Linked DNA regions of Homo sapiens: region 2 is linked to region 1. A link is a loop called in an ENCODE intact Hi-C map of the cell type or tissue named here. Cell type or tissue: ascending aorta. All regions are shown on one strand. Each heading gives the region's core, and the rest is flanking DNA. Links, peaks and the distances in the headings are about the cores only. Region 1 holds the start of MARCHF10-AS1 (MARCHF10 antisense RNA 1). Region 2 overlaps TANC2 (tetratricopeptide repeat, ankyrin repeat and coiled-coil containing 2).

The links. A loop is a pair of places that touch in the nucleus more often than their neighbours do. Peaks named below come from ENCODE experiments on the same cell type or tissue, not always from the same donor. Only the 100,000 strongest peaks of a DNase experiment are listed, where the experiment ranks them.
Region 2: a loop joins it to region 1, with 2.1 times the contacts of the local background. A loop is called at or near these places in 2 of 110 quality-filtered maps.

The regions. Positions count from the first base shown.
Region 1 is chr17:62,696,271-62,711,825 of GRCh38, reverse strand. It overlaps MARCHF10 (membrane associated ring-CH-type finger 10), which reads left to right. Exons shown (of 11, transcript NM_152598.4): 9 at 482-595; 10 at 6,245-6,287; 11 at 10,068-10,512. The coding sequence ends at 10,123. It overlaps MARCHF10-AS1 (MARCHF10 antisense RNA 1), which reads right to left and starts at 5,620. Exons shown (of 3, transcript NR_147886.1): 1 at 5,357-5,620; 2 at 4,219-4,394. RefSeq lists an enhancer at 5,501-6,292 and silencers at 7,155-7,381, 7,560-7,969. In ascending aorta, for the core only: a CTCF peak has its summit at 7,888 (motif pointing left); DNase peaks (open chromatin) are centred at 4,738, 7,865 and 8,435; H3K4me3 peaks cover 2,454 bases; H3K27ac peaks cover 1,209 bases.
Region 2 is chr17:63,278,375-63,293,929 of GRCh38, reverse strand. The region is part of intron 9 of TANC2 (tetratricopeptide repeat, ankyrin repeat and coiled-coil containing 2); the gene reads right to left. Among named protein-coding and RNA genes, the nearest start is that of CYB561, 160 kb to the left of the region's middle. In ascending aorta, for the core only: no CTCF peak of the experiment used is centred there; no DNase peak of the experiment used is centred there; H3K27ac peaks cover 1,115 bases.

The sequences.
Region 1 (15,555 bases), core at 4,372-12,371:
AGGGGACATCTGTGACTGCTGAGAACGTTATGGACAAGGCCTGGTGCATCTCTGTTGTAGCACCCGACACATCCAGCTTGTACTGGAGCTGTTTACCGATGAAGCTCTCTCCCCCACACCAGGTGATCGGTTCCCAGCAGGGAGTTCTGAGGCTTTTTGCCCTGTGTTCCCCACAACATCCAGCTCAAGGCTTTGCATATGTAACTGCTCAATAAATGTGGAATGGGATTGAGCCTGGAAAATGGAACTTTCTCCGAGCATCCTCCACTAGCTAGTAAAAAATCCCAGGGGAGTGGCTGCCCTGGCCTCTACCCTGGATCTCCTCCTGCTCTGTCTTCTGGTCCCCAAGAGCAGGCCTTGCCTTGGAGCTTGGGCTCTTCTCCCAGTTCTTGTCACCTCTTAGCCTTGTTACCCTGCATCCCACAATTTAGACCATGACTATTTTACAGATGAACTGAAGAGCTTTCTTTTCCATTTGTAGGCACAAAACGAGCTGATGAATTCAGGCTTGTACCTGGTGCTGCTGCTTCACCTCTATGAGCAGAGGTTTGCAGAACTCATGAGGCTCAACCACAACCAGGTGGAAAGAGAGAGGGTAAGTCTGGCTGTGACCCAGAGCTGTCCGGTGGCAGCCCTGAAAACCCTGCAGTGCTGTTTATTAGATGTGCAAGCTGTTGAGGTCCTCACGGTCGCTTGGGAGGATATGGGACTATCATTGTTAGGACTAAGATTTAGCAGCTGCTAAGTGTACACATGGTGACCCTCTGGCTGAAAAGTAAGTGACGATCACATAATTGCTTATTATTAAACATGAGTAGTAATTAAATGGTCATCAATGGTCATATAACCGAATGAGCCTCTAGGATATTTGCCCCCCAAAAATAGAGGAGAGCAAGGATGCAGGGGCTGGTTGTGTATTACGTGTGGGCACCCGAACATGGAGGACCTGCGAAAAAGAGGAACCTGGCTGGGTGTGATGGCTCATGCCTGTAATCCCAGCGCTTTGGGAGGCCGAGGCTAGAGGATCACTTGAGCTCAGGAATTTGAGGCCAACCTGGCCAACATGGTGAAACCCTGTCTCTACTAAAATTACAAAAAAATTAGCTGGGTGTGGTGGCACACGCCTGTAATCCCAGCTACTTGGGAGGTTGAGGCAGGAGAATCGCTGGAACCCAGAAGACAGAGGTTGCAATGAGCTGAGATTGTGCCACTGCACTCCAGCCTGGGTGACAGAATGAGACTCCGTCTCAAAAAAAAAAAAAAAAAAAAAAAAAAGCTGGGTTCAAACTGTTAGTCATAAGAAACCTAGATTTTTTTTTTTCTGGCTCACATTCTCTCCTTAGACCCTGAGCTCTCAATTAAGACAACAGGCTGGGGCTCTGCCAAGATATCTCCTCAAGAATCTCACCCTCCTTTTGACCCAGGCCTGTCCTTCCTAAACTCTTCCATGGTTTAAATGCTGACATAAATTTCTCAAAGAAATACATTTTTTAAAAAAGAAAAGTACCAGAAGCAGGATATGATCCTTTGTTAACATTTCTGTAACCTTATTTTCATGATTCCACATCTTTTTAATGAACTTTTTATTGCACACTGAACTTCAAAGCATCCGGGGTTGATACAGGTTACAGATGGCCCCAAGAGCAGTGAGCCAATGCAAGCAACATTAGCCACCAGGCTTGCAAAGCAAACATGACAAACGACAAACAGTACAACCCAACAGATGAAGACCAAAGCCCTAAAGCACTGCCTCTAAAGAAACTTCCAGTAAATCTGTCCTGGACTAGGAAGAAGTTGCAAGGAGCAAGCTGGGAACCAGAGCAAAAAGCAGCAGGAGGGACCAGGGACACTCTTCTCTCACCACAAGCTCACATTGAACTGGAGAAACCCTGAAATTGATCTCACCCACTTAGACCACCGAGCAGTAACAGGTACAGATAACCAGTTAAGAGGCACCCAGGCCCGGTGCCGTTGATGCTGCCGGGAGGCTGACGCTGCAGTGAGCCATGATTGGTGCCACCGCACTCCAGCCTGTGTGACAGAGTGAGACCCTGTTTAAAACAAAAAACAAAAAAAGGCACCCAAATGAAAGTAGGAAACCAACTGGCTCTTGTTAAATTCACACTTCTTGATTTGCATCTCAGTAATTTCTCGTAGAAAACATTCAGAATCTGATGGTAACATTGAGCAAAAGAGAGGCACTAAGTCAGCAGAGAAGCCCTCCTTCCCTCTCCTTCATCTACCAGAACTGGAGAATTCACTCACATTGTGTTTCTTGGTTGTGTCTCATGAAGAGACCCAGTGATGGATGCCTCGTTTTTTTTGTTTTGTTTTTTTGTTTTATTTTTTTGAGACAAGAGTCTTGCTCTGTCACCCAGGCTGGAGTGCAGTGGCTCAATCTCAGCTCACTGCAACCTCTGCCTCCCGGGTTCCAGTGATTCTCCTGCCTCCACCTCCTGAGTAGCTGGGATTATCGGTGTATTGTGCCCGGCTAATTTGTGTATTTTTAGTAGAGGCAGGGTTTCACCATGTTGGTCAGGCTGGTCTCGAACTCCTGACCTCAGGTGATCCACCTGCCTTGGCCTCCCAAAGTGCTGGGATTACAGGTGTGAGCCCCCGTGCCCGGCTGACAAATGCCTGTTAATGGTGGTGATCATTTGTCATCCATTCATGCACTGCCCTGTACCAGGTGCGGAGATGAGGATCAGGGAAAGAAGCTACTAGACGCTAGACATGACGCCCTGATGTCCCTTTCCGTAAAGAGCTTGTCAAGGAGTTGAAAGAGGAGACACATATTTATAAAACCAGGAAATAACTGGAAAGTAGCACCTGTGCAAGAGAACTAGTGGACCCAGTGAATTCCTACAGGCTGTGAATTTGACAACATAAGCTCTTCCCTGGCTGGGGCTTCCTGGGGTTTCCTGCAATCCCATAAACAACTGGTCTCCTCAGTGAAGTTGTGAGCTATATGAATGCAAAGCCAGGCCTTCTATGCCTGCCTCTTATGATGCTGGGCCCACAGTGAGTCACATCTGACTGCTGACCATGTCCCTGGCACTATGGATACCAGGAACATTGAGTGTTTACTGACGTCCCAAATGATTTTGCCAGATAAGGAAGTGGCCTGCATGGGTTGGGGGCACTCATTAACAACTTGGGCACGGGAACCTTTATCTCTTTTATATCTCACAGGCCTCCAGTGCCTAGAAAATGCCTAGTACCTAATAGGTGCTTAGTAACATTCTGATGCACAGTCAACTACTGAATCAGAACCTACTTTTTGGCCAGGTGCGGTGGCTCACACCTTTAATCCCAGCACTTTGGGAGGCCGAGACAGGTGGATCACAAGGTCAGGAGATCGAGACCATCCTGGCTAACACGGTGAAACCCTGTCTCTACTAAAAATACAAAAATTAGCCGGGCGTGGCAGCGTGCACCTGTAGCCCCAGCTGCTGGGGAGGCTGAGGCAGGAGAATGGCGTGAACCCGGGAGGCAGAGCTTGCAGTGAGCCGAGACGGCGCCACTGCGCTCCAGCCTGGGCAACAGAGCAAGACTCTGTCTCAAAAAGAAAAAAAAAAAAAAGAACCTACTTTTTCCAGGAGGCGAGTCCTGAGTTATGTTTTGGAGAAAGTGATAGTACAAAATTTGCAGAGAACAATATTCTAGGTAAAGGAATACTTCCAAGTTCAACATATATTTATTTACTCAAAGATTTTCTTTCTCTTTTTGAGACAGGGTCTCACTCTGTTGCCCAGGCTGGAGTGCACTGGCGGGATGACAGCTCATTGCAGCTTTGAATGCCTGGGCTCAAGTGATCCTCCCACCTCAGCCTCCTGAGGAGCTGGGATGCATCCACCACTACACCTGGCTAATTTTTTATTTTTTGTAGAGATGGGGGTCTTGCTAGTTTACCCAGGCTGGTCTTGAATTCCTAGTCTCAAGAAATCTTCCCACCTCAGCCGCTATTCAAAGATTTTCTGCGAACCTACTACATACTAGCCTCTAAACTAGCTTCTGGGAATACAAAGATGATTAAGACACTCCTTTCCTAGAAGAGACTCAGAATCTAAGGAGAGAACACACATGTAACCAAGAGTATCCACAAATGTGCCTGTGTTGTAACGGAAGGTTGGGTCAGATGTGAGGAACACAGAGCAGTCGGATGAAATGGAGCGCTGCCATTCTCGCCCCTCCTTCAGCCCCTCCTCTAGGACAGACCTCCAGCTAGGCTCTTCGCGGACACGTGCCAATGCTTCTGAGGCCTCGCTTTTCATCCAATCAGATTGTGCCCTTTGCAGTCAGTGTTCCCACTTCTTTGGGAGCCTGGTGGCAAACCTGCTTCATTATTGCTCTCACCAATGGATCCACCGTGGGGATGATGTTGACCCAGAATCCTGGAGGGTTTGGCAGATGGGCAAGGGTAGGTGTGATGGGAAAGAGTGTTCCATGCAGAGGGAAATGGAAACGCACAGAGACATGGAAAGACCTGCATGTTTGGGGAAAGTCAGGGAGGTGTGTGGCCAGGGAGGGCAGAGAATGAGCCTAAGGTGCAGGCAGGGAGTGGGGCGGGAAGGGTTTGTGAGCGGCTCTGGAGGCCATGGAACAGTTTCCAGCCTGGGATTGGCAGGCCAGGAGATGTGGGTTTTGGGAGGAGAACTTGGGCAGCCACATTGCAGGGGAAAGAAACCAGCCGGGAGGCTGCTGCAATGGCACGGGGTAATAAGGGGGCCCGTGTGGGAGCATCAGACATGGGAAGGACAGGGCTGGGTCTGGGGTGAGGGACAGGCTGGCGGAAGCACTGGATGCTCGCTTCTGCAAGTGGCCGGCAGGAAGCTGGCCTTTCCTCCCATCGGGGAGCATCTCCAGAGAAGACAGGACCCACCAGCCTCACTTTACCCCACCTTTGAGGTGAAGCTAAATGGCCCTGCCTTCCCTCTCCTCCTTCCCTTTCAGCCCCCACACGGAGCACTCCGTTTGTCAGGGCCTGGTCCCCCATCCCCCGTGTCCTGGCTTCCTCCCAGCTCAGGTCTTGTCTCTATCTGATTATTACAACGATCTCCTGGAGCAAGGACCCTACTCTGTCTTCTGCCCCAGGTGTGCCGTTAATGGTGGAAAACTTCAGGCTAGGTGCAGGGGAAGGGAGCCCCGGGGCTGGCCGGAGGGGCAGGTACGATCTAGAAGCCATTCTCAAATCCCCGTTGGTTCATTCACGTGTGAGACTGGATGGACTGTGCCTACCCCAGTTCCTATCCACATCATTTCTACAAAACCGAAAGCTCTTCCCTCCAAGGCCCAGATCAACCCAAAATATGGGAAGCCCAGGTTTGGTCCACAGTCACAAAAACTTCCCACTCACCAAGATGCAGTTTCCTGATGGAACAAGAGTTGATGAGATAGATAACGATCAGCTGGCACAGAATCTAGAGGCAGGTGGAGGTTATCTCAGGAGCCCAGAGAAAACGGAGGCAGTGGCTAGCCCAGTCCTGATGCATAATTTACCAGGCAACCAGGACCTGCTACTCTAGATGAAATTCCATCCTTCCCCTGCCCTCCCTCTCCTTGGGCACAGAAACGGTCCCAGGGACTAAAGCTGCCTCCACACTGGCCAGGCAGTTGCCTCAGTAACAGTGTCCAGCACCCCTTGTTTTGTCCCCCAGCCTGTCACAAAGCCCCTCTTCTTCCTGGGGAAGAGCACCAGGCCCTCTGCACCGGAGCCCACATCCTTGCAGCCTGGCACAATGGGCTCCCACGGAGTACACAGTGTTTCTTATTGTGGCATAAAATGCCATAAAGTCAGAACAAAGAGTGAGCCCAGGGCCTTGATGGGTCTGCTGCTTCCTGCCGCGCAGAGAATACAAGCGATTGTTTCAAAGCCAGTGGTGAGGCAAGTGGCCAATTAGCACGGCCTTCACCCCCACAGCCTGTAAATGTGATTCGGACCATCAGAATGGGATTCTGCTATTCAGATCAATTGCTCAAAGGAAGCGAGTCTGTTCTCGCTGCCAAATTTAGAAGCCCGAGACAGCAAAGGTGACCCAGGTTATGGCTGCAGCTCTCGTCAGGATGAGGCTGAGCCCTGCCAATGCTTAGCACTCACCCAGCCCTCAGCACCTCTGCCCATTTTCCTGCCCCTTTAAAGTGGTGTAAGGGATTCCTAGAACGTTGCTGCGACTAGGAGGTTATACATCTGTTCACAATCGTATTGGAAAAAACAATTCATTTCTCATTGTCTTCTTTCTTGTAGTTGTCAAGAAATTACCCACAACCCAGAACAGAGGAAAATGAAAGTAGGTTTTGGGGGCCAGTCCTGCCATTTTGAGGGTGTTTGCTAAATTACTCTTTTTCTGTGACTGTGTGGAACCAAATGCCATGGAAGGAAGGAATGACCACCACCCAGAGGCAAAAATAACCCCGCAAAGCTTGGGAAAGTCAGCCGCAGCAAACAATCAGGAAGGCGAGGCCAAGTTCACTGGATGCAGAGCAGATAAGAATTTTAATTCATCCTGAACGCAAGGAAAGGCGCCAACAAAGGGAAGAGGTTATCTTCCGGCATGAGATAAGATTTGTTCCTTTTCCTTGCTGGGATTCTCCAGCGTCCAGCACTTGGAGAGTTTGGGGGTTGGTTTTTTTACTGCCAGGATTCCTCTAGGAAAACCCTCCCCAAGCCCTGGCAGGGGCTGTCTGGCCCTTACCTGAAGGGACCACATTCACTCACAAGCTAGTGGCCTTGGTGGATTTGGGGTCTGCTGAATTCAGAGGTTGAACAAAGCAAACAGGTCTCCCAAGAAAGGGCCCTCAAAGCGGGCAAGACGGCTCTCTGCAAACAGGTTCGAGAAAAGCCTTCTCCCTGTTCCTTTTTCCATTAAAAAAAAAAAAAAACGACTGGAGAAAAACGTGCTTAATAAAGCAGGCGGGCTCGAAGTCAGACTCGGGAAGAACTTCATCAGGAGGCAGAATCAACACCGCAGTGAATCCAGCGGTGTGTGACAACTGGGTCCCCAGAGATTCTTCTGGGGGAAAATTTCACAACTGCCTGTCCAAAAGCCCTTAGAACAGTGGCTCCCACATGGGCTTTGCCATCAGAATCACCCGGGAACTCACCAAAAACTCGGTTTCCTGGGCCCCGCCCAGAGATTCCGCTTCAGGCGATGGGGTGGGGCCCTGGAATCGTGTTCACACCGGACCCAGGTGATCCTGACACAGCCGACTGCGGGGGTGCTTTTGAGAACTCCCAGTAGTCCTGCCTGGAAGGCGCGAACCAGCTCAAAGCTGCTCGGGGTGGGGCCCAGATTACGACCCTAGAGAAGCCAATTTATTATTCCGGGCACGCAGCCCTGCGAAGCCGAACTGACCATTTTCAGAGACCCGGAGAGGGCCCTGCTTTCCGCTCTTTTCCACAAAAGGAGCCCGGGAGCCCCAGCCCGGGCGCAACCGCGGGGTCTGGCCGATCCCAGCGCCCCCTCGCGCGGCCACCCCCGACCCCGGCCTCGCCCCCCCGGGCCTCCAGCCTCCGCAGCCGGGAAGGGCGCTGCGAGGTCTTTAAAAGACCTTTGTGTCGCGGGCGCACGCCGCACCTCCGGGGAAAACGCCCTGCGCCTCGGCCCCGCGGCTCCCCGCCGCCGCCCGCCCCGCGCGTCCCAGCCTCCGCCTCGGCGAGGGCCTCCCGCTCCGGAAGGGGCGCGACGGGGAGCCCGGCCTGGTTGCTGCGGCCCCGCGCTCCGTCCAGCCGCGGCCGGGAGGACAGGGCAGCAGGGTCCCGGCGCCGCGCCCAGGCGCCCCCTCCCCAGCCCCGCCCCGGAGACGCCTCGCTTTTCCCGGTCCGGGGAAACCTGCGGCGACCGGGCGCGCCCGCGTGGCTTCCGCTGGGCAGGGGCGACCCCTAGTGCCCAGGGCGAGCCGCGCCGAGCAGGACCGAGCCTTTCCCCGCACACCCTGGAGCCTGGGCTTGGGGCACCCTGGCCTTGAGCCCCGGCCCCAGGGAAGACCGACGTCTCCGGAGGGCAGAAGAACATCCCTAGGGTGGTGCTCCGAAAAGAGTCGCCACGGGAGGCAGGGAACCTGCCGCCCTTCCCTGCTGCTCCGAGGCAAATGGTCCCACAGAGGGAGCGACCCACACTCATTTGTCATCCTTCCTCCGGGAACTGGGACCCGCTGGAGGATCCACCCCATCACCAACCCTCCCCTGCCGCTCTCGGCCCCAAGGTGGAGACAGCCAGTTCTCCCCTGGAGGCCCAGGCCATCTCCACCTGCCCCCAGCTCAGCACACACCCCAGACACGGGTGGGCACAGCCGAGGCCGAGGAGAACCCAGCACAGAGGGACCATCCTGGGGTGCTGACCAGTCGCAGCCTTGGCCTGGCTTCCCGCCAGAGCCGTTCTCAAGACAAGAGCCAGGGTAGCCATTGGCAGAGCCATGGGCACCCAGCCTCCCCCATAGGCCACACTCCCTTGGTCCCCTGGCATCCTGGCATGACTCGCCTGGTTGGCAGCACTTTGTTAATATGGGTTGCCGGAGGTGAGTCACAGCTGTGACCTGCTGCCCTAGCTCGGTTGAGGTACACAGGAGGAAAAGAGGCAAAACATCAGGGCACACCAGGTAGCACAGAGAGGTGCCAGCCTCTTTGTGACTCTGTGGTGCCCATGCCAGCCTGCTGACCAGGCCCCCCTCCCTTGCACGTGAGAACCAAAGCCTCACACAAATGCCACAAGTGAAACCGAGGTTAGGGCAGCTGGGGAGAGTCCCTGGGTGTGCCCAGGAACCAGCACCAGGACAGCTGCTTCCCAGTGGCACAAATAACTTCCCAGTGTCACCAAGACAAGGGGTGGTGGGTCGGTAGTGGGGGCAATACCTCCTGCAGATATGCAAACAGATGAGGACAGGGGCAGGAACAGGGGCGGGTGTGAGGGCCCTTGGCCAAAGGCTGGGCCAGAGCACCTCCCCAAACACCCAGTCAAGGCTACTGGCTTTTGGAGAAAGCGCAGGATGGACGAGGGGATGGGGGCAGCTCAGGGGCTTGGGCTTCCTTGGGTAGAACTGAGAGGGTGAGAGGGTCCAGGTAGGATTGAGGGGATGTCAGTTGCTCCTGCTCCGTGCAACAGTTTCTTCCACAACAGGCAGAAACTTTCTTTCTTTTCTTTTTTCTTTTTTTATTTTTCTTTTTGAGATGGAGTCTCGCTCTGTCACCCAGGCTGAAGTGCAGTGGCACGATCTCGGCTCACTGCAGCCTCTGCCTCCCAAGTTCAAGCGATTCTCCTGCCTCAACCTCCTAAGCAGCTGGGATTACAGACACCCGCCACCACCCCTGGCTAATTTTTTGTATTTTAAGTAGAGATGGGGTTTTGCTATGTTGGCCAGGCTGGTCTCGAACTCCTGACCTCAAGTGATTCGCCGCCCCCCGCCCCCCGCCCCTTGGCCTTCCAAAGCGCTGGGATTACAGGCGTGAGCCACCACGCCTGGCTTAAACTGTTTCTAAATTGTCAGAGAGCATTCACTCAAGCCAAGGGGGAAAGAAACATATTGAGACAAGAGTTTCCCCGAAGAATAAAGGAGACCACCCACCCCCACCAACTCCACCTCCTCCACTGGGACTGCACTGCGTCCCAGTGCCTCTTGCTCTCCCTCCCTTTCCCCGTCCTATCACTTGTCCCTCTGCATCCAGCCATTGATTTCTGAAAGACTCCTGAAACACCTGGGTCCGTTCCCCCTTCCCTGCCAAATTAGGAAGCGGGGGTTCAAGTGGGGCCTTACCCTGAGAGGAAGCAATGGCCCCTGCAGCTATTCAGCCTGAAAACAAGTTCTGCACCAGGCTATGTGGGGACGTGGAGATGACCAAGATGCTGTCTTTGGGGGAAGCTGGTGTGGCTGAAACCCCAATGGGGCAGTCTGTGGATTCCCCGGCCCCAGACTGCAGGTCTCTGTTCCCCACACGGTTCCAGGCACTGTGGCCATGTGGGTGGCTGGGCCTCAGGGATGGGGTGGGAGAAGATGAAGCAGCAGTGCCGTGCCCCCTGTAACAGACCCACGGTCTGCTGCGGCCCTCCAGCCTGAAACACCTTCTTGCCTTCCAGATTCGGAGTTGGGAGATGGAAATGAAGGCAGCATTTCTCAAAGCCAGGTCGTCTAGCAAGGAAGCCAACTGTGGAGCTCGGCGGAGACCTCTCCCGCCAGCCCTTCTTTCTACGTCCCCAAGTGCCTCCCTCCCTCCTCCTCTTTACTGAAACTGAAACCAAAGCGTTCACAGTTAGATTTTCACCTCGTGCCACTCTCTTTTGGGGTCTGGCTTGAGCATCTATGGGCAGCCACAGCGACCAGTCTAGTCCCAGACAGCACAGGTCAAGCAGCGTGGGACTGTGGAGCCCCTGGCAGGCTGGCCTGGTGCTGCCCCCTTAGCCCAGAAGCCCTGCCAGGTCCAGTGGCCTGGGGTCCCACTGCTGAGGGCACCTGCCAGGCCTCACTCCACCCTGAATGGACTCGAGCCATGTATTCATTCAGTAAACTGACATTATTCTCCCAGCTTCGTTCATGTTTATTTCACTTGCCTTGGTCAGAGGCCAAGGGTCTCAAGCTGGAGGGAGAGGGAAGCACATGTCACAGCCCACATCTCACCTCTACTTCTCCCTTGCTCCCACCATCACTGGGGATGCTACATCCTGGGCCCCCATGGGCTGGGGCAGGCTGGATGGTGGCTGCCCCTGTAGGTACCCACTTAGGACCCAACTGGGGTGTGGACTCCACACTTTTTTTCCTGATTGCATCTTAGGGCCCAAAGACCAAGTCAGGACTTGGGGTGGAAGGTCAGAGGGTTAGTGAGAAAATTGTGTGTGCGAGTGTGTTTGAGTACGTGTGTGTGTGTGTGTGTTTTTGTTTAAAAAAAATTGTTTTTTAAGCCAAAAAACAATAAAAGAGCTGGACATGGTGGCTCACACCTGTAATCCCAGCACTTTGGGAAGCCGAGGAGGATGGATCACTTGAGGTCAGGAATTGGAGGCCAGCCTGGCCAACGTGGCAAAACCCTGTCTCTACTAAAAATACCAAAAAAAAAAAAAAAATTAGCTGGGCGTGGTGGTGGACATCTGTAGTCCCAGCTACTTGGGAGGCTGAGGCATGAGATTCACTTGAACCCCTGCAGTAAGCTGAGATCGCACCACTGCACTCCAGCCTGGGCAACAAAGCAAGACTCCACCTCAAAAATAAATAAATAAAAATAAAAGGGCCAGTTATGGTGGCTCATGCCTATAAGCTCAGCACTTTGGGAGGCCAAGGCAGGTAGACCGCTTGAGCCCAGAAGTTTGAAATCAGCCTGGGCCATAGCGAGACCCTGTCTCTACAAAAAAAATTTAAAAATTTGCCATGTGTAGTGGCATACCCTCGTGGGCCCAGCTACTCGGGAGGCTGAGGTAGGAGGATCGCACGAGCCTAGGGGGTCAAGGTTGCAGTGAGCCATGATCGCACCACTGTACTGCAGCCTTGTAGACAAGGCTACAAGACCCTGTCACAAATAATAATAATAATAATAAAAGATGGAGGGGACAAACTACGGTACATGCAAAAATGTTATGCTAAGTGAGAAAAGCCAGACACCAAACACTACATAGTATATGATTCATTTTACACAATTTCTAGAAAAGGCAAAACTAGAGAGACAGCAAGCAGATCAGTAGTTGCTGGGGGCTGGGAAAGGAGCAGGGATTGACTGCAAATAGGGTCCAGGGGACTATTGGGGGTGAGTGAGGTGTTATAAAGCTGCTTTGTGGCAATATTTACACAACTGGATAAATTTGCTAAAGCTCATTGCCTCTATAGATTTTCTAAAAAATGGAGGGAGGGACAGAGAAAGGGCAGAGAGAGGAGAACGAGAGAGAAAGATGAAATGAGGAGGCGGCACTTCTCCCCCCTGCCTTTAAGACTTCTCAGACTAGGAGAGGCCCCTGCTTCCCCGACTCACCCTCTCCTAGGGGTCTCAAAGGATGAGATTTTTGCGGCAAAGGGGTGCCCTGAGCTGAATTAAGGAGTCAATAGGGTTTTAGGAAGGCCAGGCTTGACTCACCTTAAAATCTGGTCCCACTCTTCCGATATGTTCCAGTTAAAGTGATGCAACTCTTGAAAACCAACCAGTAGGTTCGCTGGGCACAGTGGCTCACGCCTGTAATCCCAGCACTGGGAGGCAGAGGTGGGTGGATCACCTGAGGTCGGGAGTTCTAGACCAGCCTGACCAACATGGCGAAAACCCAACTCTACTAAACACAAAAAGAATTAGCCAGGCATAGTGGCACATGCCTGTAAACCCAGCTACTTGGGAGGCCGAGGCAAGAGAATTGCTTGAACCCAGGAGGCGGAGGTTGCAGTGAGCCGAGATTGCGCCATCGCACTCCAGCTTGGGCAACACAGCGAAACTCCATCTCAAAAAAAAAAAAAGAAAGAAAACCAGTAGTAGTTTCAACCAGGCAGCCTAGACCCAAGATCAAAGTTAAGAGCCATTCGAGTCGAAAATATCTCCATGATTTAAATAAAATTCCTAAAACCTCAAGTTCCTCCACTCACAAAAATGGCCTCAAACTCTATGAGAAAATGAGCCTTTTGAACTAAACTTTAAGGTTGACTAAAGATTTGTCCAGGATCCAGTACTGAGGAATGTATAAGAAGGGACAGTGCACGTCTAAAAATAAGTTTTTGTAGAGAGCGGAATGGAATTTGAGGTGGCCGTGTAAACATCCTGACAGCTTGAATCCACAGTAGGATGTGACAGTGTTTGAGGCAGCTGAGGAGACCATCACAGGTTTACATCAGAAAATCAGGTTTTTGAAAAACTGTACTCTTTTTTTTTTTTTTTTTTTTTTTTGAGATGGAGTCTCGCTCTGTCATCAGGCTGGAGTGCAGTGGCATGATCTCAGCTCACTGCAACCTCTGTCTCCTGGGTTCAAGCGATTCTCATGCCTCAGCCACCCGAGTAGCTGGGATTACAGGCATTCGCCACCATACCCAGCTAATTTTTGTGTTTTTAGTAGAGACAGGGTTTCACCATGTTGGCCAGGATGGTCTCGATCTCCTGACCTCATGATCCGCCCACCTCAGCCTCCCAAAGTGCTGGGATTACAGGCGTAAACCACGGCGCCCGGCCAAAACTGTTTCAGGGATTTACCCAACCAGGAATGCTTCCCATGAGGTCCAGGGTGGGGTAGACATTGAGGAGCTGGGGACTACCCACACTATCAATTTGATTTCCTGGCAGGAGTCTGCCTGCCATATGGGGCTTTTCATGGCTTGAGATTCCAAGAGGACAGCCTCATTTATTAAAAGGCAGTGATGAGGCCAGGTGCGGTGGCTCACGCCTATAGTCCTAGCACTTTGGGAGGCCGAGGTGGGCGGATCACTTGAGGTCAGGAGTTCATGACCAGCCTGGCCAACATGGTCAAACCTGGTCTCTACTAAAAATAAAAAAATAATTAGCCAAGCCTGGTGGAGGGTGCCTGTAGTCTCAGCTACTCAGGAGGCTGACGCAGGAGAATCGCTGAAGCCCGGGAGGCAGTGAGCTGAGATCGCGCCACTGCACTCCAGCCTGGGTGACAGAGCAAGACTCCGTCTCAGAAAAATAAAAAATAAAAATAAATAATGCTAAAATATAAAATAAAGCATCCCCAATGGTATAAATGTCTAATACGTCAACCGAGCCCCACTTTATTTCTATGCATTGTACCCCACAGCCCAGGAGACCCAGGTGTCCCTCCGCCACTGCTTTGGGAAGGGAGGCCGTGGAGGCTCAGAAGGAAAGAGGTCATTCTTAGCCCTCAAGTCTCAAAATAGCCCTAAAACTCTCCAGAGATGAGAGGTTGGGACAAAGTTCTTTAGTCCCCAGGCCTGACTACAAGATCTCGAGGGGCTCTCTGTAGCCCTGTTGCCCACCCCACAACACGTTTTCCAGTGCAGGGAGGAGAGGTGGCATGGCAAGTTCTTCACCTTTGTGCCTTAGCTTTCTCATCTGTAAGAGGGGGACAGTAGCACCTACCTTATGTTGTATTGGGAAGATTAAGTGAGTTAATACGTGTTAAGCAGTTAGAACAGGGCGTGTACATAGTAAATAATACCTATTTTGTTATTATCATTGTCATGGAGGAATAGTGGGTCAGAGGCAGTGTTCTGAGCCCCCTGCAGCCCCAGTATGAGGAAAGACACCATCCAAGGTTCCCCAAGTCCCTGAGGGAGATGCAGAAGGGCAGGACACCCCTGCATAAGCCAGCGGGGACATAAATGACCGGGAACCAGATGTCCCTCCCCCAGCTGTGAAACCTGGACGCTCCATAGGACCTTAGAGGCACCTGGAAATATAGGCGAAAATCCCAACTGCACTAGAAAACCTTAACTGACCAGGATTTCCCTGAAATGGCTATAACTAAAGCTCTGCCATCAGCCGATGCAAGGAGACAGTTAAGGTTCTGCACTCCTCACTGTGTGGCCTTGAACCTCAGCGCCCCCAGCGTGTCCACCTCCAGCAGGAAAGGCCTGCCCACCGCTCCTCCTCCTCCCCTTTCTCCAGCGCTGGCATCCCGCCTGCTTGTCTGGCCAAGGAAGGATTGAAATCTGTCCCTCAAATGGTGCTGGTTCTGGTGGGAGTGAAGCCTGCAGGCTTTCCCCGGGGCCTCTTGGCAGTCCCAGCCCCGAAGATAAAGAAAATCAGGCCTGTCCGGAACATCTCGGTACTTTCATCTGGTGCTGGTCTTTCACAGCCCCCTTCATTTCCCTGCTGTCCTTTGCCCGCCCTCCCTCCCTCCAGCCTGCCTTCCTCCGGGTCCTCCCTCAAGTCGCAATTCTTTGCCTTGTGCCTGCAATGGACTCAAGCCCTGGTGCTCGAGGCGGCTTGGCCGGGCTCAGGTGGCTCCGTTCCAGGAGAGCCATGTGGTGTGGCTGGCGGCTCCTCACCCCTGCGGCCTCACAGGGCTGCCCACTGGGCCAGGCCAGCTCTGCCAGCACACCTTCGAGGAGGCCATCTCTGGCGCGACAAGAAGCGGTTGAGAGAATGCTGTTCTCTGGAGAGCAGCCGCATTCTCCCATTCATTCACGGATCCAGGTGGCCAGAGCGGGGCGGGTTAACCCTGCAAGTGAAGGCTGGGCCTAGCGCCTGGCATACAGTGCTGATTGCCCAGGCCTGCCAGGATAGGCTTGGGGGCATCTGCCACCCAGCAAAGAGCCTGGTATGTAGAGGAGGTACTTGATGTATTGAAATGAAATGAGCAGAAAGGAAGGAGACTGCCACCAGGGCTATCCTGAGCCAGAGGGTGAGTGGCCGGCATCCAGAGCCTGCCTCCTGCCCCTTCAGAGAGATGCAGGAGCCTCCCTTAGTCATCTCTGGGCAGGCTTAGAACGAGGTCTAGGGGTAGCCTCCAGGCACCCGTGACGCTGTCTGAAATGCTTGCAGGTGGGTGCAGGGCCCTGGGGAGACTCGTCACCTGAGCAAGGCAGAGAGACGTGAGGAGAGCAGGCACCAGCCACTGACGAGGGCAGCTCTGGCCACTGGGGTCCTCCGTCCCTCCGCTGCTCCCTCCCACCCCTCAAGCTAGTGAT
Region 2 (15,555 bases), core at 4,315-12,314, 580 kb before region 1:
TGGCAAAACCTCATCTCTACAAAAATTACAAAAATTAGCTGGGTGTGGTGGCATGTGGCTGTAGTCCGAGCCTGAGGTGGGAGGATAGCTTGAGTCCAAGAGGTTGAGGCTGCAGTGAGCTGTGATTATGGTACTGCACTCTGGGTGGGTGGGTGGCGGGCACCCACGGGAAAAAAAACAAAAACAAAAAAAATCCTTACCTTTCTTCAACTAAGGCAAAGTGTAAACCTTTAATAAACAAAGAAAAACACATTAAGGCTAACAGATCTGTCCAGTCAAATGCAAATATAAACAGCTGCAGCTAGGGAAAAGAGGGGAAGGGGAAGTGGGGGCTCTAACTGGATCTTGACTAATGCATATTTATTCATGGAAAACAACCATGAATCATTTAAAGAGAAGTCAGTCACAGGACTGGCAGAAGAAAGTGTAACACAGCCAAAGTCTGGTGCAAATAAAAGCAGAGTTGTATTTCCTCACATTCTTCTATAATGACTATAAAGTCTAGCCTCGAAGTACCTCTGTTCCTTTGAGCAAAAGATAATTTGGGGCTTATTTTTGGGGTTCATTCCATGCATGCTATTCTCTACATAAAACAGGGAAAACACATGTGCTTCATACAAAACCTGGTATCACATTAGCACCAAACAAAAGGCAAAACACACACTTATTTTTTCTTAATACTTAAGGCCATAGTAGGAGCTCATTTTTCTACTGAGTTTCTAGAAGAAACTCATTCTTCCATTTACAAGAGTCAAGTCTGTTTATTCTTGGTGCTCAGGAATAGGACTAGAGTGGGCAGCTATTCCTATCCCAGGAAATAAGTTTTTGAAGAACGGAAAGCAATTTGAATCAGGTCCTAAAACACACTCTAAAGATAATGGTCTGAAAAATGTTCACTCTAGATACATTCTGTAAAGAAAATTAGAATAAATAAAGCAGAATCGCTTTTTTGGGTGAGCAGGGAAGCATATAGCAGGGAGGGTAAACTGTGGACTTGGAGTCAGGCTGCCTCAGTTTGCATCGTATCTCTGTGCAAGCTTAGGCTAGCTGCTTATGTTATTGATATTTCAGTTTCCTCATGTTTAAAATAGGGTTAATGATACCATGGAGATAAAATGAGTTAATACATGTGATGTGCTTAGGACAGTGTCTGGCTGTTAACTGTGTTAGCTGTTATCACCATCCATATCATCAAGCCAACAGAGACATCCAGTGTAATCATAATCACCCCATCCCACACACACTTATTTAAAACAAAACTAAACAAAAAGGATACCAAAACATATTGGCCCTTTTTGAGCCATCTTCCCTTTGATGCTGCTTCTTCATCTCCATTCTTCCTTTTACCACCCAAAGTTTGGAAAGAACCATGTTTGCAATTTTCACTTTCATAGCAATAATTTATAGCCTGGCTTCCACCCAAAATATTCTGCTCTAATTGTTTTAGTTAAAGTCACTAAAGACTTTCTGTTAAATCAAATTATTTATTTTCAGTCTTTATGCTTCTTAATCACTTTTTAGTATTTCACACTGTTTACCCATCCCCACTTTTTGAAATAGCCTCCTTTCTTGGGCTTAACGTGACGACACTTTCTTCCAGTTCTTTTCTTGTCTTCTCCTCCTGATATATCTTTAATGACTCCTGCTTTCTGCCCATCTTTAAAATACTGCCAATCCTAGGTTCTATATTTTATTGTTTTTTTCTTATCAATCTCAAAGGAAGACACTAGTGTCTTTCACACAATCTAAGTGGTGATGGTGCCCAAGTTTATTCTATTCTAGACCTCATTCCTGTACAGCATTTCCAACAACTTAGAAGAGTTATCTGCTTGGATATCCAATAGAAATCTCAAACTTAAAATGTTTAAAGCTAAATTTATCTCGCTTACCTTAATCTATTCGTTCTTTTCCATTTGTTACCACAGTTAATGAAATATCACCATCTGTCTGGTCTTCCAAGATAGAAACTTGGGACTTACCCATAATTTCTTCCTCCTTAATCATTACAACTAATTTGTCACAGGTCTTATCAATTATTCTTGAGGAATATCTCTTAGATATAATCCCTTTCCTCTTTTCCCATTCCACTGTTGTTTATAGTGCTGTAATCTTGGAGGGGTTGCTGGTTCACTCTAAGCCTGTTTTGTCATCTGTAAAATGAGGATAATAAGAGCATCTACCTGATAAGGTTAAACGAGGAAATGTATGTTAAGTCCTTAATCAGAACCTAGGAAGTTCTCAATGAATGATAGCCATATAATTTAGGTTCTCAAGATGTTTTGCTTTTATTTTAATGGATAATCTTGCATCTCTCACATTTCTTTTGTATAAAGCCACCAAATATTTGTATCTGACATGATGATGTCCATCCCTACACTGCTACCCTTGCATCTCATTAACTCACCCCACCATAATCATCCAACCTAGTGTTACTACAGTTCTTGTCAGAGGGTATGTACATTCCAGTTCTTGTCAGAGGGTATGTACATTCCATAATGTTTAGTAAACGGATTTGTGAATAAAGCTAATATGATTTCCACTCTCAACTGCAGAGAAATGTGTATAGACTTGGTTTTGGTAGAACAGGAAGGCTAGGGGAAGACAGTTAAGGATGCAAACCCAGCCTTTGAAAATCACTGCTCTGTACTATATAATAAAAGAAAATGAAATCATTTGTTTGCCATCTTTCAGGAACACATTCCCTGTTTAAAGGCTACTGTCATAAACAAGAAGACTATTAAATAACGAGAGGGAAGAAAAACCATTTTCCAAGCTCTGTGCATGTCACAGGTAAGACTTGGATACTAGCCAAGGCACTTATAATCGGTGAATAGTATTTCCTATAGGAAGCTGGGGGAAGGGGGAAAATGCCTCAGAGTTAGTATTTAGAGAGGACAGTATGAATTTTTTTTTTTAAGACTCACTTTCATTTAGAAAAGTTATTGAGAAGGCTGGATCCACATCCATCCATTTAGTAACTAAAGTCTTGCTAATGTTACATGTTAAGTTTATTGTTATGTAAACAATGACTCATTTAACTCTTCATTATTGTAAGTACAATATGCATTGTAGCTTATGGAGAACCTAATTCTAACTACCAAGACGGTTACCTTCTAATGAGACACTGGTTTATGTTCTGGTCTACTCCATCTATAACATTCTTCTTAAAAATTTGACATGAATTTCCACTTCTGGCCAAGATGGAGTAAGCGGCACTAGATTAACCCTCCCACCTAAAGCAATAAACAAACCTTTACACAAAATATATGAAACAATAGGTTTTAAGACAGCAGACATAAGGCAATGAAAAACAGTGGTTCCTCAGATGGAAAACAAATGAGGCAAATCCTGTGACTGCCCACTTATTGCCTTGAAAGCATTTCCAGGCCACAATGTAAGAAGGGAGACTTCCAGTTTCCAGTTTCACATGTAAGGAGCTTGGAAGTCACCACTTCATCCTAACAACAAGTAAAAACCTGAACAGACTAAAAATTCAACAATTCCAGGATCCATAAGAGGTGAGGGCACAGGGCAAATCACTGAGTACAGTCAGGGAGTCACAGCTTACCAGAGTGGAAAATGCAGTGGGAACCAGAGCCAGGGTAGGAAAACCTGACTTGCTACTGACAAATTGCTGGAGGCTCCATGTGGACAAGTCTGAGAGTTAACAACTCCAGGGGCACTCAGAGATGGGGGCCGCCACCATTTTGTGTGACTTACCTCTAGGAGCCCAACCAGGTTCTCACAGTAAATACTGAAGAAAAATCCCCTCAAGCTTCTAGCAGAAGAAGGGGAAAAGTAACCATTTTGAAACATGCCAAAGCACAATGCTCTTAACAAGGCCTGCCCTCAGGGGAACCTAGTTCACCAGAGCCCAACCTGCTGGAGTATTATCAGTGCCTAACTGAAGGGAAGCATTCCTTGTGGGAGAAGGGAAATACCCAACTGTCTCCCACTCTAGTCCTCCTCTCCCACTGAAGGGGGGGAAGGAAAACAATACCTGAGGAACACTTATGAAGCTTACAGTTCAGAGGCACAAGCTCACTAAAAAACTGAGACCTACTTACTGAACTACAGAACGCTTCCTCATCCCCACAGCTCACTACCACATGATTAATAATAAAGGCCCACTTACAGCAGTTCCTTTAAAACAGTAGATCATATCCAGCTATCAAGAAAAAAGCACAAGGAATACTAAAAGGCAAAGAACACAATGTGAAGAGACAGGGTGAGCATCAGAACCAGACATGGCAGAGATGTAACACACAGACAGGGAATTTAAAACAACTATGATTAACACGTTAAAGGCGCTAATGGATAAAGTAGACAGCATGCAACAATAGTGGGTAATGTAAGCAAAGAGATGGAAATCCTAAGGAAGAACCAAAAAGAAATGCTAGAGATTAAAAAACACTGCAAAAGAGGTGAAGAATGCCTTTAATGGGACTATTAATGGACTGTATGTGGTCTATTAATAGATAAAAATCAGAGTAAAGAATCTCTGATTTTGAGGATGTATCAACAGAAACTTTCAAAACTGAAAAACGAAGAGAACGAAGACTGAAAAAAACCCAGAATAAAATATCCAATGACTGTGGAACAATTACAAAAGGTGTAAATATGCATAATGGGGAATACCAGAAGGAGAAAAAAGAGAAAAAGGAACAGAATAAATATTTGAAACAATAATGACTGAGAATTTTCCCCAAATTAATATCAGACAGCAAACCACAAGATGGTCGGAGAACATCAACCATAATAAATGCCCCCTAAGCTATACTTAGGCGTATCATTTTGAAACTACGATAAAGAACAAATCATGAAAGAAGCCAGATTTTTAAAATGCCTCATCTATAGAGGAACAAAGATAAGAATTACATGTGACTTCTCAGAAACCAAGCAAGCAAGAAGAGAGGGGAGTAAGATACTTAAAATGTTGAGAGAAAACCCCACCAACCTAGAATTCTGTACCCTGAGAAATTATCCTTCAGAAGTAAAGGAGAAATAAAGACTTTCCTGGACAAATAAAAATTGAGGAAATTTGTTGCCAGACTTGCCTTGCAAGAAATGTTAAGAAAAGTTCTTTAGAGTGGGAAAATAATATAGGTCAGAAACTAAAATCTACATAAAGGAAGGAAAAGCACTAAAGAAGGAATAAGTGAAGGTAAGATACAAACTTTTATTTTTTTTTTATTCTGAATTGATCTAACAGATAACAATTAGGAACAGGGAGGGGTATTACATAATGATAAAGGGGTAAATTCTCCAAAAACATATGAAGATCCTTATAGATCTCATATATAGATTTCAACATCCTTTTAACAGAAATGGACAGATCCAACAGGCAGAAAAATCAGTAAGGACACAGTTGAACTCAACGATACCATCAAATACCTGAATATAACTGACATCCATAGATGACTTTACCCAACAAGGGCAGAATGCACATTCTTTTCAAGTTCACACGGAGTATTTACCAAACCAGACCACATTCTGAACCATAAAACAGATCTTAATGAATTTAAAATAGAAAGCATATAATATCTGCTCTCAGATCACAATGGAATTATTAGAAACCAATAACAGAAAGATAGCTGGAAAATTCCAAAATACACAGAGATTAAACAATGCAAAGAGAGAGAACCCAGTCAGAATCTGACACATTCCCTTACTTGAGGAGGTGGAGCTGAGAATCCCAGGAGACCAAGGCAGTGAGAATTCAAGGGACAGAGTTCTGGGAAGAAGAAAGCTGTGCAGAAATAATTCTGGAGATCTGTGGAAATTAACCCTTGAGAAATCAATGGAGTACTCACTGGCATGTGTATGTGAGGAAACTATCCAAGGCTGAGAAAAGATCTATCCAAGATTAGAAAAAAAAGTATCTGCTTCTTACATAGGGCCAGAAATAGTACCTGTTCCTACCAGCCAGAATGGAAAAATTTACAGGACATTCGGCCAGGCACAGTGGCTCACGCCTGTAATCCCAGCACTTTGGGGAGCCGAGGCAGGCAGATCACCTGAGGTCAGGAGATCGAGACCCAGCCTGGCCAACATGGTGAAACCCCGTCTCTACTAAAAATACAAAAACTTAGCCAGGCATGGTGGTGCTCACCTGTAGTCCCAGCTACTCAGGAGGCTGAGGCAGGAGAATTGCTGAGACTAGGAGATGGAGACTGCAGTGAGCTGAGATCATGCCACTGCACTCTAGCTTGGGTGACAGAGACTCCTCAAAAAAAAAAAAAATATATACAGGACATTCAGTAGAATACTCAGAAGGGTCTTATCTCAGAAGTACCAAACAATTAGACCTGGAATACATGCTGCTGTGGTCCTGCTTAACAAATGATTAAGGCAAGACAGAAAACTGATCATATTGTCTGCAAATAACATTTCAGAAAAAAGCTTAAGAATATGTATAAGAATACAAAAATTTCTAACACCCAACAAGCTAAAATTCACAACATCAGATAACCAAAAAGAGATTATCAGGTATGCAAAGAAGCAAGAAAATATGATTCATATTTAGGAGAAACAAAATCAATCAATTGAAACTGACAAATAAGACAGATGTTAGAATTAGTAGAGAAATATCTTAAAACAGATTATTACTGTATTAAATATGCTCAAAAGGTATGAACAAGGAAGCTATAAGACTCAAATTGAACTTCTAGATATAAAATTAGAACATCTGAAATGAGGGCGGGTGCAGTGACTCACACCTGTAATTCCAACACTTTGGGATGCTGAGGTAGGCAGATCACCTGAGGTCAGGAGTTTGAGACCAGCCTGGCCAACATAGCAAAACCCTGTCTCTACTAAAAATAGAAAAATTAGCCAAGTGTGGTGGCGGCTGGGTGTAATGCAGCTACTCGGGAGGCTGAAGCAAGAGAATCATTTGAACCCGGGAGGCAGAGGTTGCAGTGGGCCAAGATTGCGCCACTGTACTCCAGGCTGGGTGTATAACAAAGAGTACAGAGAGAGACTCCATCTCAAAACTAACAAACAAACAAACACACACACACCCAGCTGAAGTGAAAAATACACTAGATAGAATTAGTGACACATTTGACGTTACAGAGGAAAAGATGAATGACCTTCAAGACAAAGGAATAGAAACTATACAAAATTAAAAACACAGAGGGACCCTCCAAAATAAAAATGCATCAGTGAACTGTGAGATAACTCCAAGTGGACAAATATAGTTGTAATTGCAGTCTCTGAAGGTGGGGGAAAGAAGATACATTTAAAGAAACTATGGCTACAAAATTTCCAAATTTGAAGAAAACTATAAGCCCACTGATCCAAGAAGTTCAATAAACCTCAAGTTTAAGAAACATGAATAAAATGACACTAAGGCACATCAAACTGATCAAAACAGTGATAAAGAGAAAATCTTAAAAGCAGCTAGAGAAGAAATGACATTAAGTACAGAGGAACAAAGGAAAGAATGACAGCAGATTCCCTGTCACAAATAATGCAAGTGAGAAGGCAGTGGATCTGTAGTTTTAAATTATGGAAAGGAAAAAAAATCTGTCAACTTAGAATTCTTTACCCAGTGAAAACATCTTTCAAATATTTCAAAAATCATATTAAAATAAAGACCTTTACAGACATATAGAGGCTGAATAAATTAATCACTAGCAGATCCACAATGCAAGAAATGTTAAAGGAAGTCCTTCAGGCAGAAGGAAAGACAGCAGATGCAAATATGGATTAACACAAAGAAATGAAGAGCACCAGAAATGGTAACGCATGGATAAATACATAAGATTTTTATCTTATTGGTTAAAACTCTTTAAAAGATAACTAACTGCTGTATTGTGGGGTATATAACATTTATATAAGTAAAATGTCTGACAACAACAACATAGAAGTTGGGAGGGGACAAATGGAAATATACATGGTGCAGAAATAATTAATATAACAGGTCTGAGGCTGCTCCCCTCAGAAAGCTTGCTTACAAGGTTGACTCTTGGCAGGAGTCTGGGAACTTGGATTTCAGGAGGGTTCTTACCATTCCCAGAACTGGTAAGAACGGCTCATTGTACCTAAACAGTTTGTATAAACAATGTGGTTTACCTGCTCCCCTTCTGGCTGCCTGGAATTTTGGTATGTGTTAGGCAAGGTGGGGGTCTGTATGACCACACGCCAATAAAAATCTTGGGTCATGAATCACTAATGCGTTTTCCCGGTATACAATATTTCACACATGTTGTCACAACTAATTGCTGGAGGAATTGAGTGTATGTTGTGTGACTTAACTGGGGAGGGTACTTGGAAGCTTGTGTCTAATTTCCTCCAGACTTGCACCATGTGGCTTTTCCCTTTGCTGATTTTCCTTTGTATCCTTTCATTATAATAAAGCATAGCTGTGGGAATGACTATATGTTGAGTCCTGTGAGTCTTCCCAGGGAATCCGTGAACTGAGGGGCACTCCTGACATAACTATTGTAATGCTCTTATACTATACATGAAATGGTGTAATATCACTTAAGGGTACACTGTAATAAGTTAAACCTACATAGTATACATGATACAGTGAACAAACAATAACAAAGAGTACAGCTAATTAACTAAGGAGATAAAAATATACAAATAATCAAAATGTGATAGCAAAATAGAGAAAAGCAGGATGAGAACAAGGAATAGATAGGATAAATGAAAAACAAATAGCAAGAAGATAAATTTAAACCTCCCCTAATTAAAAAAAAGTAAATGATCTAAATATTTCAATTAGAAGCCAAAGACAGATTGGATAAAAAAGCAAGACCCATCACTATGATGCTAATAAGAAGCTCACTGTAAATATAAATAAACAAATAGGCTAAAATTAAAGGTATGGACAAAGATAACTAATATATGCTAACACAAATAATAGAAAGGTGGAGTGGTTTTTATTATTAGACAAAGTGATTTCAGAGCAAAGAGTATCATCAAGGATTAAAAAAAGGTCATTCCCTAATGATCACTGGGTCAGTGCATCAAGAATACATAACAGTCCTAAATACACGCTCTAATAACAAAGCTCCAAACACAAAGAGCAAAAACTACAAGGAATAATACAGAAATCCACAAAATCCATTTTTGCAGCTAAAGATTTCAATGTCTCTCTTCTAATAATTAAGCGAACAAGTAGAAAATCAGCAAGGATATAGAAGACTTGAAAAAAACAATTTGACCTATTTGATATTTATAGAAGTGTCTACTGTAAAATAGCAAATTCTTTTCAATTGCATATGAAACATTTATGAAGACAGACTATATTTTGGGCCGTAAAAAATTCTGTATAAATTTAAAAGAAATCATGTCATACAAAGCATGTTCTTTGATAACAGTGAAATTACACTTGGAATCGATAGCAGAAATATATCTGGAAGTTCCCCAGAAATAAATACATGTAAATCAAAGAAAAAGTCAAAAGACAAATTTGAAAGTATTTTGAATGGAACGCAAATGAAATGCTTTAAAAAAAAGTAAAGAGGAGGTAATACTTTCCCATTACCATGATACTAAAACCAGACAAAGACATCAAAAAACCCTAGAAACCAGTATCTCTCATGAACATAAATACAGAACAGTAAATACAAAATTGCAGCAAATTGAATCCATCAATATATTAAAAAGTCATGACCAAGTAGCTTTTCTCTTAGGAATGCGAAGTTAGATTCAAATATCAATCAATGTGATTTGCAATGTTTAACTAAAAAAGAAAAATATAACTTCTATTGATGTTGAGGAATTCTGACAAAATCCAATATAAATTCCTGATTGAAAAAAAAGTATCAACAAACTAACAACAGCAAAGAACTTCCTTAATCTGATATGGAACATCTATGGAGAACATATTGACATAGCTAATGGTGAAAGACTGAATGCTTTCCACCTAAGACCAAGAAAAAGCAAGAATTTCCGCTCTCTTTGTTTCTACTCAACATTGTACTAGTTCTAGTCAGAGTAATAAGGCAAGAAAAAGAAAAAGGAAGAACTAAGATTATCTTTATTTACAGACAACATGATCATCTATGCAGAAAATCTTACTGAATCTATTAAAAAAAGTCATTAGAACTCATAAGTGAGTTTAGCAAGGTTTTAGGATACAAGAGCAACATGGTAAAAATCAATTGTACTTCTATATATTGGCAATGAACAATTAGAAATTAAGCTAAAAGCAATATCATTTACAATAGCATAAGAAATATGAAATACTGAAGGATAAGTATAAAAGATTTTCAACATTTATACATTGAAAGCTAGAAAATACAGCTGATAGAAATTAAGGAAGGTCTACATGACTGCAGAGATATACTATATAGGTTGGAAGATTCAATACTGATAAGTCAATTTTCTCCCAAATTATCTATCTTCCCCCCTCAAATTGATCTGTCTGTACGTCTGTCCATCCATCCATCCATCCATCCAATGCAATCTCCATAAAAACTCTAGCAGTTTTTTTTTTTGTAGAAATTTATAAGGCTTCACACGGAAATGCAAAGAATCTAGAATAGCTGAAATAACTCTAAAAAAGAAGACTGGAGTGTTGACATGATTTCAAGATTTACTATAAAGCTACAGTAATAAAGTATGTTATTAGTATCAATACAGAATATTATTAGATAAGTGAAACAGAAGTCCAGAAATAGAACTATATATCTATGGATGAATAATTTTTAACAAAGGTACAAAAGGAATCCAGTAGATGAATAGTCTTTACAACAAATGGTGCGGGAACAACTAGGTATCCGTATCTTCCCCTCCAAAAAGAAGAAACCGAAAAGAAAAAGAATGTTGACACATATCTTGCATCATATACAAAAATTTACTCAAAATCAATCAGATACCTAAATGTAAAACATAAAACTACAAAATTTCTAGGAGAAAATATTTGTGTCCTTTCATTTGTCAGAGAAATCTTAAACACGACACTAAAAGGCCAGTCCTCTAAGACATAAATTCACAAGTTGGACATCTAAAAACTTCTGTCTTCAAAAGACACTGTTAAGAGAATGAAAAGAGAAGTCATAAACGAGGAAAAAATATTTGTAAATCAAGTATCTGTTAAAGGACGTGCATCCAAACTAGATAAAAAAAGTTTCACAACTTAAAGAGGATGTTCAGATAGCAAATAGGCGCACAGGAAGATTTTCAATATCAGTTACTAGTAAATCCAAATTAAAGGCGCAGTGAGACATCACTACATAGTAGTAGAATATCAAAAGTTTAAAAGATTGACCACGCTGTGTACCAACAAGAATGGGGAGGAACTGAAACTCTCATACATGGATAGTGAGAACGAAAATGATACAACCACTTTGAATATCATTTTGCAGTTTCTTAAAAAGTTAAACATATACCTGTCAGATGATCTAGCCACCTACTCTTAAATATTTGATAGAATTCAATGGTGAAACCACTTGATCATGAAGTTTTATTTGGTGGATGGTTTCTGATAGCAGGTTCAATTTCTCAAAGGAAATAGAGACCCTGAGATATTTTATTTCACCTTGTGTTAGTTTTGGTAAGTTGTGCTTTTCAAGAAATTTGTTATTTTCATCTAAGTTGTTGCAGTTACTGGCATATATAATATCTCTTTATATTTTCTTATTATCCTTTCTATGTCTGTAGAATGTGTAGTGATATCTCCTCTTTCATTCCTGATATTAGTAATTTGTGTTTTCTCCCATTTTTCTTAAGCAATATTAAGATTCATAAATTTTATTTATGGGGTTCATAAATTTTATTTTTTCAAATAACGAATTCTGGCTTTGTTCATTATTGCTAATGTTTGTCTATTTCTTACTCCACTGATTTCTGCTCTTATCTTTATTATAATATTTCCTTCCTTTTTACTACATTGGGTGTATTAATTTCTTAGGGCTGCCATAACAAGTTACCACTAACTTTGTGGCTTAAAACAACCAAATTTTATTTTCTCACAGTTCTGGAGGCTAGAAGTCCAAAATCAAGGTGTCCCTAGGGCCATGCTCCCTCTGAGGCTCAAGAAAGTTTTTCCCTCTTCCTAGTTTTCGGTAGCTCCTATAAATCCATGGTGTTCTTTGGCTTATACAGCTCTATCACTCCAACTTCTGCCTCCAAATTCACATGGCCCCCTTCCTTGTGTACTTCTGTGTGACTTCTCTTCTTTTTAAAAAATACCGTCATTGGATTTAGGGCTCACCCTAATTTAGCGTGATCTCATTTTAATTTAATTACACCTGCAAGGTCTTAGTTCCAAAAAGGTCACGTTCTTAGATTCTGGGTGGACCTGAATTTTTGGGATACATTATTCAATTACACTGGGTTTAACAGATACATTTTAGAACCTCTGGATTCTGTTATGTTCCTCTCAAGTATGCTGATTTTTGTTCAAGTATGCTGATTTTTGTTCAAGTTAACTTAGCCGGATTCAAATTCTCTTCGGTTATAATAAGCAGCTGAAAAGTTCTTTCAGCTTCTGGGTGTTTCTTTATTTGCAGAGCTTATTAGGATTTCTTCTATACATATATGGTTCAGTAGTCAGCCAAGGATCTGGGGCAAGGCTTACACACACATTTTGGGACCTACCGCCTCTGCAGCTCCCTTTCTTTTAGAAATTCCTTGCTAACTTTCCAGTATTCTGCCAGCTTTGGGATTCTGTCCTTTGATACTTCAAGTAAGTAAAGCTGTGGCTTTCTGCCACCTGAAGCCATCCACAGATTGGAAAGAGTCCTTAAGCAAAATGCTACAAACTTGAAAATACAAGTTTGTCCTTATATTCCAAATATAAGTTTTGGTCCCTATATTTCAAATGTAAACTCACTTCCCACTTCCATCTGCTTTCTGCCACTCTCCAGTGCCTTCAAATAGTTATTTTTTGTATTTTGTTCATAATTCTTAATTGTTATCCATGGAAGGCTTAGTCCAAAAAGGCAATTCTTCCACTAACAAAAGCTGGAATTCAGACATGTTTTTATTATGGCTTTAAAATGCTTTAGCAAAGTGCGCATTCATTTGTCAGGCCAGAGGTGCCAGATGATGATTTTACCTCATTAACTCTGAGAGGAATATTTTTAGCTTAAAAATTCTCAGCAAGTAGTTCTTACAGTACAGCCAGTATAGCTACCTATTTATAGGTAGGTGTTAGCCAAAGTAAAAAAGACCTACTGAAGTTCCAGAAGCATTCAGCAGAGCAACCTGTCCCTATAGATCAGTATTACATAAAATCTACCTAGCAATTTTTCTAACCCTATCAGATTTCTGCTAATAAACAGAATCAGACAAAGAAGTAACAGATGTATTTAAACAAGTCATTTTTAGTGGAAAGAAAAAAGGGAGAAAGCAAGAACAAAAGTGACTAAGCTAGGAGACAGATATTTTCATCATATCTTAGTAATTAATTACTACAAAGGATGGTGGGAAGGACTCTTAAAAAAGCAACTCTTTTAAAAAGAGGAGGGAAAGGATCAACCTTCACTATTAGCAGACATCCTCAATAATTAAGAAGATATGATATTTACTTGGCAGCCTACAGTCTATTCTATATAGAGAGTAGGTCAATACCTAAACTGAATTAAAAAAAAACTAGGTTTTACTTTTTTACCCAACAATTAAAAAACATATCTGGGGTTTAGTTTTAACTATTTAGACTGAAAAGTACATTTCATCCTGAGATTTGGCAAATCTGTGAAATTCGAGAGTGTAACAGAATCGTGGAGAGGGTAAGAGAGAAATGAACTAAGTTAGATCTGGATTCTAGTTCATGGTTTATTATTCTATTACCCTGGGCAAGTGGAATTAACTGCTTTTGGAGGCAGTTTCATTAAATGTGAAACAAAGGACTTGGATGAAATCTTTAAGATTCTTTCTTAGTGCTAAAAAAAGCTTTACGTGAATCAGATTTTAAACATATGAGAATTGAGTGATACTGACTATGAACTAACCATGACTCAAATGTTATTTCCCTTGTTCCTTCACAGAATCCCTTTGCCACTTCATTTCTCCCCACTTCCCCATAATCTTTCGTAAAAAACAGGGTCAATGAAGTCAGGCATGTCTCTGAAAAGAACTCTCTAGAGCTGATGATTCTCAATCTAAGACCTTTCTAGAATTTGATCTAAAACTTTTATCTCACTCATAAGACATAGGGGAATAAAAGTTAAAAATGGGTGGGGGGGACTCCTTGGGAACAATCAGTTTATTTTTGAAAACACTATGTTCCTTGTTGAGGTGTCCTTTCTGTACAGTGCTCACCAGTGAGGATTGCTGCACCTAGTCTAAGACTTTCAGTCCTTTGAAAACATTATGTGATATGACAGGTGCTATATAAAAGCATGGGGTTTCAGGAGTTTAGTATTTCCTAGCAAGGCTTAGAGCTTTTTCCTTTTACTAGATCAGCTACACTCTCTATATATCTTAATTTACCTCTCCTTTGGGTCACAATCCTCTGTTTCTAATTTATAGCCCCTAAGATCATTTAACCACAGGTATTATATCAGGGTAGGTTATATGCTCAGACATAACAACTCTGTGACCTTTTGCAAATTACTTAACTCCTCTCTCCATCTTGATTTCTTACTCTGTAAAAGGGGATACATATACCTCATGGGGCTGTCATGATAATGTAGTTATTAGCATGAAACCTGGTACATAGTAAATGCTCAGTAAATGCTAGTGATGGTCATGCTTTCATCCTGTCTTCCCATTCTTGATGACGAACTCTGCTCAAGTCTTTTCACTTTACACATTTCTCAATCACTTTCAGGAGTCTTGGCAGCATCATGGACTTCCCCTCACCTTCACGTTTCAGTGCCATCTGTTGCCTACTCCTGATGTTTGTTCTTCCATAGGGGGAGAGGCTAATTAAAGCACAAAGCTACCCTCTTAAATTTTTAAGTGAATAGTACAGCATGGCTAACTATAAGCACAATGTTGTACAGCAGACCTCTAGAACTTTTTCATCTTTCATGATTGATACTTTATACCCATTGAACAGGAACTCCCCATTTCCTCTTTCCCCCAGCTCCTGGCAACCACTATTCTACTTTCTATTCTGATGGTTACTTTAGATGCCTCATGTAAGTGGAATCATGTCATATTTGTCCTTTTGTGACTGGCTTACTTCATTTAGCAGAATGTTCTCAAGTTTCATTCATATTGTAGCATATTACAGGATCTCTTTTCCATTGATATATAGACCACATTTTCTTGATCCATTCATCCTTTAACATTTAGGTAGTTTCTGTCTCTTGGCAATTGTGAATAATGCTGCAATAAACATAGGAGTGAAAATATCTCTGAGACCCTGATTTCAGTTCTTTTGGAAAAATACCCAGAAGTGGGATTGCTGGATCATATGGCAGTTCTATTTTAAATATCTGATGAACCTCCATACTGTTTTCCATAGCAACTGCACCATTTTACATTCCCACCAACAGTGTATGGGGTTCCAATTTCTCTACATCCTCACCAACACTTGTTATTCTTTCTTTTTTTTTTAAATAATGGCCATGTTAACAGGTGTGAGGTACTATCTCATTATGGTTTTGATTTGCATTTCCCTGACAATAAGTGATATTGAGC